Regions from separate parts of the Homo sapiens genome. Here region 1 is linked to region 2. The links are chromatin loops, found by intact Hi-C in ENCODE. Cell type or tissue: mammary epithelial cell. All regions are shown on one strand. Links, peaks and the distances in the headings refer to the core of each region. The heading gives the core; the rest is flanking DNA. Region 1 has its middle 10 kb from the start of PTPN23. Region 2 holds the start of SNORD13J (small nucleolar RNA, C/D box 13J).

Region 1 (5,375 bases), core at 203-5,202, 120 kb after region 2:
TAGAATACATCTCAAAACTTTTGGTGGGAACACAGAACACTTTCTCTTTCTTTCTTCCTTCCCTCCCCTCCCTCTCTTCTTCTTCTTCTTTTTTTTTTTTTTTTTTTTTTTTTGTTTTTGAGACGGAGTTTTGCTCTGGTTGTCCAGGCTGGAGTGCAGTGGTGCGATCTCGGCTCACTGCAACCTCCACCTCCTGGGTTCAAGCGATTCTCCTGCCTCAGCCTCCCGAGTAGCTGGGATTACAGGTGCCTGCCACAACACCTGGCTAGTTTTTTTGTATTTTTAGTAGAGACAGGGTTTCGCCATGTTGGGCAGCCTGGTCTTGAATTCCTGACCTTGGGTGATCCGCCCACCTCGGCCTCCCAAAGTGCTGGGATTATAGGCATGAGCCACCATGCCTGGCCTGCCTGCCTGCCTTCCTGCCTGCCTGCCTGCCTTCCTTCCTTTTTTCTTTCTCTTTCTTTCCTCCTCCTCCTTCTTCTTTTTCCTCTTCTTCTCTGTCTTTGTTTCCTTTCTTCTCTCTCTCTCTCTCTCTCTCTCTTTCTTTTGAGACAGACACTCTGTTACCAAGGCTGGAGTACAGTGGCAAAATCCTAGCTCATTGTAGCCTCAACCTCCCAGGCTCAAGCAATCCTTCTGCTCAGCTTCCTGAGTAGCTGGGACTACAGGCATACACCACCACACCCAGCTAATCTTTTTAATTTTTTGGTAGAAACAGGGTATCACTATGTTGCTCAGGCTGATCTCAAACTCCTAGGCTCCAGCAGTCCTCCCACCTTGGCCTCATAAACTGCTGGAGTTACCAGTGTGTGCCACTGCACCAGACCAAGGTATTTCCTGCTCCTTGGAAATAATAAGGGAGCCTGACTAGATGTGACAAAGACGACATCTTGGATATGAGGTGGGCTGCCCTTAAAATGAGATCAGCAGCACAGAAGGCACAGAGGAGAGAGAGAAACAAATCCTTACTGATATCGCTGAGCTGCTGGGTCACACTTTGCCTGAAGGTGGAGGGGGCCTCTGGAGTTTACTGTTTAAACTAGTTTGAGTGGGCTTTTCTGTTACTGGCAACATGAATGCAATAAATATAGGGCTCAGGCATCCAATGGAGAGGGGTGGGGACAAAACCTTGTAGCCTTTATGATCCTGTCAATCCCTAAGCCTCTATAACATGTCCAAAGACTTGAGGTTGGAAGGCAGTAGTCAGTCTTGGGAACTCAGGTGGGAGGCTCTCAAGTAGAAGAAAGGTGTTTTTGATAGGTAGACTTTACAGGGTATAAGTTCAAATGATCAAACTCCGTTATAGCTACATGAAAACCCTTCAATAACCTATGCTTGATAATCAACCCAGAGCAGCTTCAGGGTACAGCTGTATAAGCCCCTCCTCTGCTCCAGGGTCCCATAGATCTGGGTTCAAATCCCACCTCTGCCGCTTCCCCACTGCTTCTTAGTCAATCTCTCTGGGATTCAGTTTCTTCATCTATAAAGCAGACAGAAAGCTAATATGGGCAACCTGGGCCAGTGTGGGAGGTAGGGGAAGCTTCAGGTATGGTGGCTTTTGCTGCAGTCATGGCGCAGAGATGCACTGGAGACCCTTATCAAACACAGAGCTCTTACCCCTGCCAAGCATAGACAAGGGGACTACCATTAACTCGATTTTGCAGATGAGGAAACAAAGGCACTGGGAGGTTAAGAACGGGACGCAGGCCGGGCGCGGGGGCTCACGCCTGTAATCTCAGCACTTGGGGAGCCAAAGCAGGTGGATCACTTGAGGTCAGGAGTTCGAGACCAGCCTGGCCAACATGGTGAAACCCCGTCTCTACTAAAAATACAAAAAAAAAAAAAAAATTAGCCGGGCGTGGTGGCGAGCACCTGTAATCCCAGCTACTCAGGAGGCTGAGGCAGGAGAATCACTTGAACCCAGGAGATGGAGGTTGTGGTGATCTGAGATCACACCACTGCACTCCAGCCTGGGCAACAAGAGTGAAACTCCATCTCAAAAACAACAACAACAACAACAACAAAAACAGGACCCAGGCACAGAGCTGGTAAGTGGAGGTGCTGGGGATCCACCCCAGGGTAGTGTCACACACCCAGGCTGCTCTGCTCGCAGTCAGAGGAGGAGCGGCAGTCAGAGGAGGAGCGGCAGTCAGAGGAGGAGCGGCAGTCAGAGGAGGAGCGGCAGTCTGATGTTGGTTTGGCTGCTGGGGCCTGAGCTGCAGAAGGCGAGGGCAGGATTCCAGGCACCCAGGAAGAGCTTTCTCCGAGACCCACCCACATGGGACTTGACCCTGGGGCCTGAGGTTGGGTGACAGCTGGAAGGTGCAGAGAGCCGGAAGTGGATTCCCCTACCTCACCCTGGGAAAAGTCTTCACCTGCAGGAGATGAAAGATCCCTTTCAGGTGAGTGGTTCCGCTCCACAGTTATTACTTCCATCTTCTCCGCACAGAGCCAGCACTACAGGCAGCTGAGACCTGTGACTCCTTTTGGATGTCCCCAAAGCCTCTACACCTCCCTTGAGAAGATGGCTGAAGCAAAAAGCTTTCACAAGGGCTGAAGAACTGTGATGAAAGAACCCTGGTGGGCCTGTGTAAGCCCCGGACCTCAGTGGCAGCTTCTCTTTGCTATAATGAAGTAGCCAGGAGGCGGGCACAGATTCTAGGAACCCTTGCCTAAGCGGCCTGCACAAGTCGAATGGGGTGAAGAAAGCGGCTGTGGCCACAGTGGGGCCACATGGGGCACCACCTGATGTTCCAAAACCCAAATGGTGGATACAAGTCACTCTATTACCCATGGAGACAGAGACCTTGACTAGGAAGGCTTTGCATCTGAGAGTCCCACAGGTGATCCCAGTCCTGACCCAGTGGCTTTGGCACCCTCAAGAGGGTGCTGCCCAGCCAGCCTGCAGGGTCTCACTGCAAAGGCGAGGATGTCTCAAAGTTCCACCATGTTCTGCTGTGCTGTAGCTCACTGCCTGGCACCAGACAACCTCGGAGGGTGTACCTGGGCAATCCCGAAGGCCCCATCCGCCCCGGAGGCCCTTCCTTCCTTTCAGTGGCCTGAACTTGGGAGTTTGTACCAGCCAGGAGAGGAATAAATTCTCCATTGCTACCTTTCCTTTCACAGACACTGGTACCAAAGGGCCACTTGCATAAGAATTAAATCTGGTCCTGAGCAACAAAAAGCCCTGATTTTAAATATGTGGGTGTGTTTTTGTGCAGCCAAAGGCACCCCAGGATTGTGGCTGTGTTGTGGCAACACTGTGGCCTTGGCGCCATCTGCTGGCCAAGTGACCCCCTCCCCCCCACCCCCACCCCGCCGCCGGCCCCCCAACCCCTAGGCTGGGAGCTGGGGAAGGGTTGTGATTTTGTGGATGGATTCAGAGGCTTCCAACCTTCCTGAATATTTGCAAACCCGGGATGTTGGATCCTTTCCTAGGGAGAATGTGCCCAGCGCTCCTAGAGTTCCTGGAGGGTCTGGGACCCTCTGGAGGGAAGAGGAGTGCTGCACCACTGAGCAGCCTTTTTTCTGCTCTGACGGGGAAGGTCCCCACTGCTTTCTAGGCCAGTGGAAGAGGGCTGCCTCAGAGGCCCCTCCCCGACCTCTAGGATCCTGGCTGGTGGCTGGGAGGGAAGGAATAAGATGGGGATGCTTCCTGCTCTGGCCTCCACTCTGCCAAGTGTGAGACCAAGAGAGCTCCCCTTCCCCCTTTTGCCTTCTCTTATCCTCCTCCCCACTTCTCCTGCCACAGCTAACCTCTCTTCTGGCCCTCCCTCAGAGCCCACGTGGTGTTTTGGACAGCCCCTTTCCCATCGCACACCTCAGTTTCCCCACCTGTAATGCAGTGGTTCTGGATTCTCATACATGGGAGATGGCAGCAGGGGAGGACTCCATGTTTCCTGTTTGGGTGGCTATGACTATTCCTTTCTGACACAGCTCCTGGTGCTGTACACAGGAGTCTTTCAACGGTATACAGGCACCCAGCAGGTCACAGGGGCTGATAGTGTCAACTTGGCTAAATAAGGCCAGTTTTCCAAAATGGTGGCACCAATTCACAGCCCTATCTACAGCCCCATCTCACCAACACTTATTATTGACAGATGTATACTCATCATTCTGATGACTATCAAGTGGCATTTCAGTGTAGTTGGGGTTTGCATTTTCCTGGTTACTGATGAGGTTGGACATCTTTCCATGTGGTTTTGGCTGTTCCTGTAAGTTCCCATCCAAGTTGTGTGCCCATTTGTCCATTGGATTGTTTGTCTCTCTTGAGAACTCATCAGACTTTTTTACATATCCTTAATGGTAATCCTTTTTTGATTATGTCTCACAAATATCTTCTCCCAATTTGGTCTTGTCTGTTCATTTTCTTTATGATGTCCTGTTTTTCTTTTTAACTTTTTATTTTGACATAATCTCAGACTTACATCGAAAAGTTGCATGAATAGTGCAAAGAATTTCTTCATACCCTTTACCCCAGTTCCCCAAATGTTAACATTTGACATTTGTGTCCCTCTCTCTTTCTTTCAGTGCCCCCATATATACACACATATCTCCCCTCCCCTTCCCTGAGCCCCAAGTCACTTGGGAGTAAGGGGCAGAATACTGCCTTTTTACTCCTAAATACTTCAGTGTATATTTCATTTTTGTTTTTAGATGGAGTTTCACTCTTGTTGCCCAAGAATGCAGTGGTGCAATGTCTACTCACTGCAATCTCCTGGGTTCAAGTGATTATCCTGCCTCAGCCTCCTGAGTAGCCGGGATTACAGGCACACACCACCACACCTGACTAATTTTTGTATTTTTAGAAGAGATGGGGTTTCACCATGTTGGCCAGGCTGGTCTCGAACTCCTGACCTCAAGTGATCTGCCTGCCTTGGCCTCCCAAAGTGCTGGGATTACAGATGTGAGCCACTGCACCTGGCCTGGTGTATATTTCTTAAAAACAAGAACATTATCCTATATGTAAACATTACCACAGAACAACTGTCAAATTCAGGAAATTAACACTGAAACACTACCATTATCTAATCTACAGACTTTATTCAGATTTCATCACTCATACTAGTAATGTCCCTTGGAGCCGAGGTGAGTGGTGGGTGGCAAGCATTACCACCTGAGCTCCACCTCCTGTCAGATCAGCTGCATTAGATTCTCATAGGAGTGCAAATCCTGCTGTGAACTGCACAGGTGAGGGATCTAGGTTGTGTGCTCCTTATGAGAGATGATCTGAGGTGGAACAGCTTCATCCTGAAACCATCCCCTGCCCCTCATCCACGGAAAAATCGTCTTCCATGAAAGCGGTCCCTGGTCCCAAAAAGTTTGGGGACCGCTTCCTCAGAACAAAAAGAACATCCCATATCATGTGTTACACT
Region 2 (5,375 bases), core at 216-5,215:
CTTTCAGCTTCTGGTGATTCCCTCCCGACTGGTGACTCTTCCCTAACTGGGGTGAGTTTAGGGTCTGGGAGGACCTGAACAGTCCCCTGGCCTTTGCTACTGCCAGTAGAAGAGACAGCACAAGCCACACAGCCACCTCAAACCCCAACTCCCAGGGGCCCCAGGCTCCTTCCAGTCTACCAGGATAATGGCCCTTTTGGTGCAGCCTACAGACTCCAGAATGCTTTCTTTTTTTTTTGAGACAGAGTTTTGCTCTTGTCGCCCGGGCTGGAGTGCAATGGCATGGTCTCAGCTCACTGCAACCTCCGCCTCCCGGGTTCAAGTGATTCTCTTGGCTCAGCCTCCTGAGTAGCTGGGATTACAGGTGACCGCCACCACACCTGGCTAATTTTTATAATTTTAGTAGAGACAGGTTTTCACCATGTTGGCCAGGCTGGTCTCGAACTCCGGACCTCAGGTGATGCACCCACCTCAGCCTCTCACAGTGCTAGGATTACAGGCATGAGCCACCATACCCAGCACCAGAATGCTTTCTTTTTAGAGAAAGGCTCTTGCTCTGTCCTCCAGGCTGGAGTGCAGTGTCACCATCATGGCTCACTGAAGCCTCAACCTCCTGGGCTCAAGCAATCCTCTCACCTCAGCCTCCTGAGTAGGTCATGCTACAGGTACACACTGCCATGCCCAGCTAATTTTTGTAGAGACAGGGGTCCTACTATGTTGCCCATGCTGGTATCACACTCCTGGGCTCAGGCAATCCTCTCGCCTCGGCCTCCCAAAGGGCTGGGATTACAGATGTGAGCCACTGTGCCTGGCCTCCAGGATGCTTTCTATGCATGGTTATAACCTCATCCTTTCACCCTCATCCTCACCAACCACTGCATGAACATGTCACCACTCCCCAATAATAATCATGTATGTCACCTCTAATTTTTTTTTTTTTTTGAGATGGGGTCTCGCTCTGTCGCCCAGGCTGGAGTACAGTGGCGCAATCTTGGCTCACCGCAACCTCTGCCTCCCGGGTTCATGTAATTCTCCTGCCTCAGCCTCCTGAGCAGCTGGGATTATAGGCATGTGCCACCACGCCCGGCTAATTTTTGTATTTTTAGTAGAGATGGGGTTTTACCATGTTGGCCAGGCTGGTCTCGAACTCTTGACCTCAGGTGATCTGCCCGCCTCAGCCTCCCAAAGTGCAGGGATTACAAGCGTGAGTCACTGTGCCTGGCCTCACCTCTAATTTTTTGCTGCTTACAAACAATGCTGCAAGAACATTTTTGTACTCATATATTTATGTCCTCATAGATTTCTGTAGAATAACACAGTGATCTATGAGGCTTTTGAGATCTGCCCCCATTACCTCTTTTCTGCTTCTCTTCTCTGGTGCACTCCAAACACTTCCACAAATTGGTATGCTTCTGCCTCTGCATTGCTTGTCCGCTGCCCTGGAATTCTCTTCTCCTAAGTATTTCCAAGACTCATTCACTTACCTCCTGATAATCTTTGTTCAAAAGCTTCTAAATTAGGTGCACCACAATTACTCTTTAAAATTGTAATTCCAGCCAGGTGCGGTGGCTCATCCCTGCAATTCCAGTACTTAGGGAGGCCAAGGCAGGTGGATCATCTGAGGTCAGGAGTTCGAGACCACCCTTGTGAAACCTTGTCTCTACAAAAATTACAAAAATTGGCCAAGCATGGTGGCATGCGCCTGTAATCCCAACTACTAGAGAGGCTAAGGCAGGAGAATTGCTTGAACCCGGGAGACAGAGGTTGCAGTAAGCTGAGACCGCACCATTGCACTCCAGCCTGAGCAATAGAGCGAGTCACTGTCTCAAAAAAAAAAAAAATTGTAATACCTTCTCCACCCCTGCAACATGCTTTAAAAATCTCTAATTTTTTTTCATAGCACATTTTGCCTTTTAACATATTCTAGATTAGTGCTGTCCAATAGCACTTTCTGCAATTATTGAAATGTTCCATATTTGTGCTGCCCGGTATGGTAATGATGAGACAAATACAGCTACTGAACACTTGAAATGTGGCTAGGGTGCCTGAAGAAGTAATTCTAATTTTAATTAAATAGCCACATTTGAGTAGCAGTTACCGTATTAAACAGTGAAACTTTAGAACTTACCTATTTATTGTGATTATTATTATGTATCTCCCCTATTCCCATCAGACTGCAAGCTCAGAGATTTGTGTTTCTGTTCATGCAGTCAGGTATTCCAAGTGCTTTAAAAAGCACTTGGCACATAGTAAGCACTCCATAGATTTTAGGTAAGTAAATAAATGATACTTTTTTTTTCAGATCAGACGGGTAATGTGCCAATGTCGTAACAAGGTTCAAGGGTGGCACATCTCACACAAGCGTATGAACACACAATCATCACACTCATGAACTACAAAAGGATCATAAATGACACATTTTGAGGAGAAGAATCGCTAAGTCATTTTATACTCGATATACCATCTGAGTGTCTTCCCTAAAAGAGGCACAAGGAACTTCAAGCTGAGAACCCTCGCTGTGAACAATAGGACTTCCTTTAGTTGTCATAAAAGGGCCACTGGAGGGAGCCCCTGACACCTGGATCCTGGGACTGGTGACCAAAACTGTGACCAGTCCACTGCCCCACTGGCCCTCTCCCAGACCAAAGGCCTGCTGTATTCTAGCCCTCATCCAACCAGGTCACCTGGGCACTGAGGCCCAACTGCCCTCACATAGCAAGGGTCAACAGAACCCCTGGCATCCTGATGGCTCTGTGGCAATTCAGGCACAAAGCCTGGGACCCAAGGCATGTGACCAGTGTCCAGATCCTGGATCTGCCCCTCTGGAAGCCCCACAAAGGTCCCCTTCAGGTGTGGACTTCCTGTGGGGTCAACAGGAGAGGCTTGCTGGCCAGTCTCACCTGTCCACATGCCATCCTTCTCCCAGCTCTAGAAAATGTATCATGGCCCAGCTACAGAAAGTTCGACTGAGCCATCAGGGTCCTCCAGCTTGATGACTCTGTTCAGTGAGGCACAGCAGAGCCAAACTTACATGTCTGGGCCAATCAGAAGGTGATGTAGGAGGCTGGGTGCAGTGGCACATGCCTGTAATCCCAGCACTTTAGGAGGTCAAGGCGGGCAGATCACTTGAGGTCAGGAGTTCAAGACCAGCCTGGCCAACATGGTGAAACCCCATCTCTACTAAAAATAAAAAATAGCTGGGTGCGGTGGCACATGCTTGTAATCCCAGCTACTCAGCAGGCTGAGGCAGGAGAATGGCTTGAACCCGGGAGGCAGAGGTTACAGTGAGCCAAGATTGCACCACTGCACTCCAGCCTGGGCAACAGAGTGAGACCCTGTCTCAAAAACAACAACAACAAACAGGGACATTTTTTAGATAGGAAAAAAATGCCTTGGAAACAGCACAGACTCATGTAAGTTTCCTAATAGGCATTTTCATTATAAATGTAATGAGGATAATTCAGAGAATTCTGCTTAAGCTGCACATCAGGCTGTGGGGCAGCTCTTGGGGCAGGCAGTTTTCCGATTTTCATCCCACTGCAGCTTGCCAGTGTATCTTCTCTTGGCAGAGTGGAGTATACTAAGTCTCTCCCTGCTGTCTGTTTATGCCTGAGGCTCACAGCCCTTTACACCACTTCACAGAATCACCGACTGGCAGAGTGGGAGGGTCACTGCAGGTTATCAGGCCAACTTCCTTGTTCACAGAGGACGACCCTGAGGTTGAGAGGGTCTGAGCAACTCGCCACAGAGAGCTTGTGGAAGAGGTGGATTAGGAACCCAGTCTTCTGCCTTATAGCCAGCCCCATCAGCCAAAGAAATTCTGAAGAAGCAATTCTACCCTCTTGAAAACAGGCATCAATACCGAAGACAGTGCTGAAAATGACCTGAGAATACTGGCTACAGTCTAGGAAAGGCAGCAACCAAAATAATTTTTCCACATCTCTCTCAAGAACTCATGTTTGTAAAGAAAAATGCTTATCAGAAAGATTATAAACACATTCACACTGGATGGCACAGAGACTCACTCAGTTGGCCAAGGCCAACAATGCAGATCTTAGAACACAAATTACATGAAAAAGCATGATTGTCCAACTTCACCAGGCGTGGTGGCTCACACCTGTAATCCCAGCACTTTGGAAGGCTAAGAGGACCCCCTGAGCCCAGGAGCTCAAGACCACCCTGGGCAACATAGGGAGACCCCATCACTAGAGGAAAAAAAAAAAAATTAAGTCAGGCGTGGTGGCGCAGGCCTGTGGTCCCAGCTACTTGGGAGGCTGAGGTGGGAGAATTGCTTGAGCCCAGGCAGTTGAGGCTGCAGTGAGCCATGACAGCACCACTGCACTCCAGCTTGGGTGACAAAGCAAGACCCTGTCTAAAAAACAATAATAAAAAATAAAAAATAGGGGCATGAAAAACCTTCAAGACAGGTACAACGTCCACCCAGCCAGGTTCACGGGTAGCAATGTTGATAATCCTAAGCTAAGGGAACACCAAATAAGAAAAGATAAGAAGGCCAAGCATGTTGGCTCATGCTTGCAATCCCAGCCCTTTGGGAGGCTGAGGCTGGAGGCTCACGAGGTCAGGAGTTTGAGACCAGCCTGGCCAACACAATGAAACCCCGTCTCTACTAAAAATACATAAATTAGCTGGGGGTGGTGGCAGGTGCCTGTAATCCCAGCTACTTAGGAGGCTGAGGCAGGAGAATCGCTTGAACCTGGGAGGTGGAGGTTGCAGTGAGCCGACATTGTGCCACTGCACTCCAGCACTCCAGCCTGGGCGACAGAGCTAGACTCCATCTAAAAAAAAAAAGATAAGAAAATCTTCAAGAATACAGAAAAGCAGAAAACCATACAAAATAATGCCATAAAACCTGGGCAAACCGCCCCAAAATGTGACTTTAATAGCCTGCTGTCACATTGGCTTCAGGGGTGGTTTTTTTGTTGTTGTTTGTTTAGACAGATTCTCCCTCTATTGCCCAGGCTGGAGTGCAATGGCATGATCTCCACTCATTGCAACCACTGCCCCTCAGGCACAAGCGATTCTTGTGCCTCAGCCTCCCGAGTAGCTAGGATTACAGGCATGCACCACTACACTGAGCTAATTTTTACATTTTTTAGTAGAGATGGGGTTCTCCATGTTGTCCAGGCTGGTCTCGCACTCCTGGCCTCAAGTGACCCGCCTGCCTCAGCCTCCCAAAGTGCTGGGATTACAGGCATGAGCCACGCACCCGGCCCAGTGATTTTTTTTTTTTTAAGAAGTAAAACATTTCAGATAAATGTGAAGCTTCTGCATACCATGCTACAAATCCACTCCCCTCCCATCCCAAAAGGAAACCTCTGGCCTCAGTCTGGTTTTTTCACTCCCATGCATTTTTT

What was found. Hi-C counts contacts between places; a loop is a spot of excess contacts. Peaks named below come from ENCODE experiments on the same cell type or tissue, not always from the same donor. Only the 100,000 strongest peaks of a DNase experiment are listed, where the experiment ranks them.
Region 1: a loop joins it to region 2, with 12 times the contacts of the local background. A loop is called at or near these places in 8 of 110 quality-filtered maps.

Annotation. Positions count from the first base shown.
Region 1 is chr3:47,368,083-47,373,457 of GRCh38, forward strand. No RefSeq gene overlaps it. Among named protein-coding and RNA genes, the nearest start is that of PTPN23, 10 kb to the right of the region's middle. In mammary epithelial cell, for the core only: a CTCF peak has its summit at 3,231 (motif pointing left); no DNase peak of the experiment used is centred there.
Region 2 is chr3:47,248,222-47,253,596 of GRCh38, forward strand. The region is part of intron 10 of KIF9 (kinesin family member 9); the gene reads right to left. SNORD13J (small nucleolar RNA, C/D box 13J) reads right to left here and starts at 2,388; the gene lies at 2,296-2,388. It also overlaps the pseudogene SNORD13P3. In mammary epithelial cell, for the core only: a CTCF peak has its summit at 2,565 (motif pointing right); no DNase peak of the experiment used is centred there.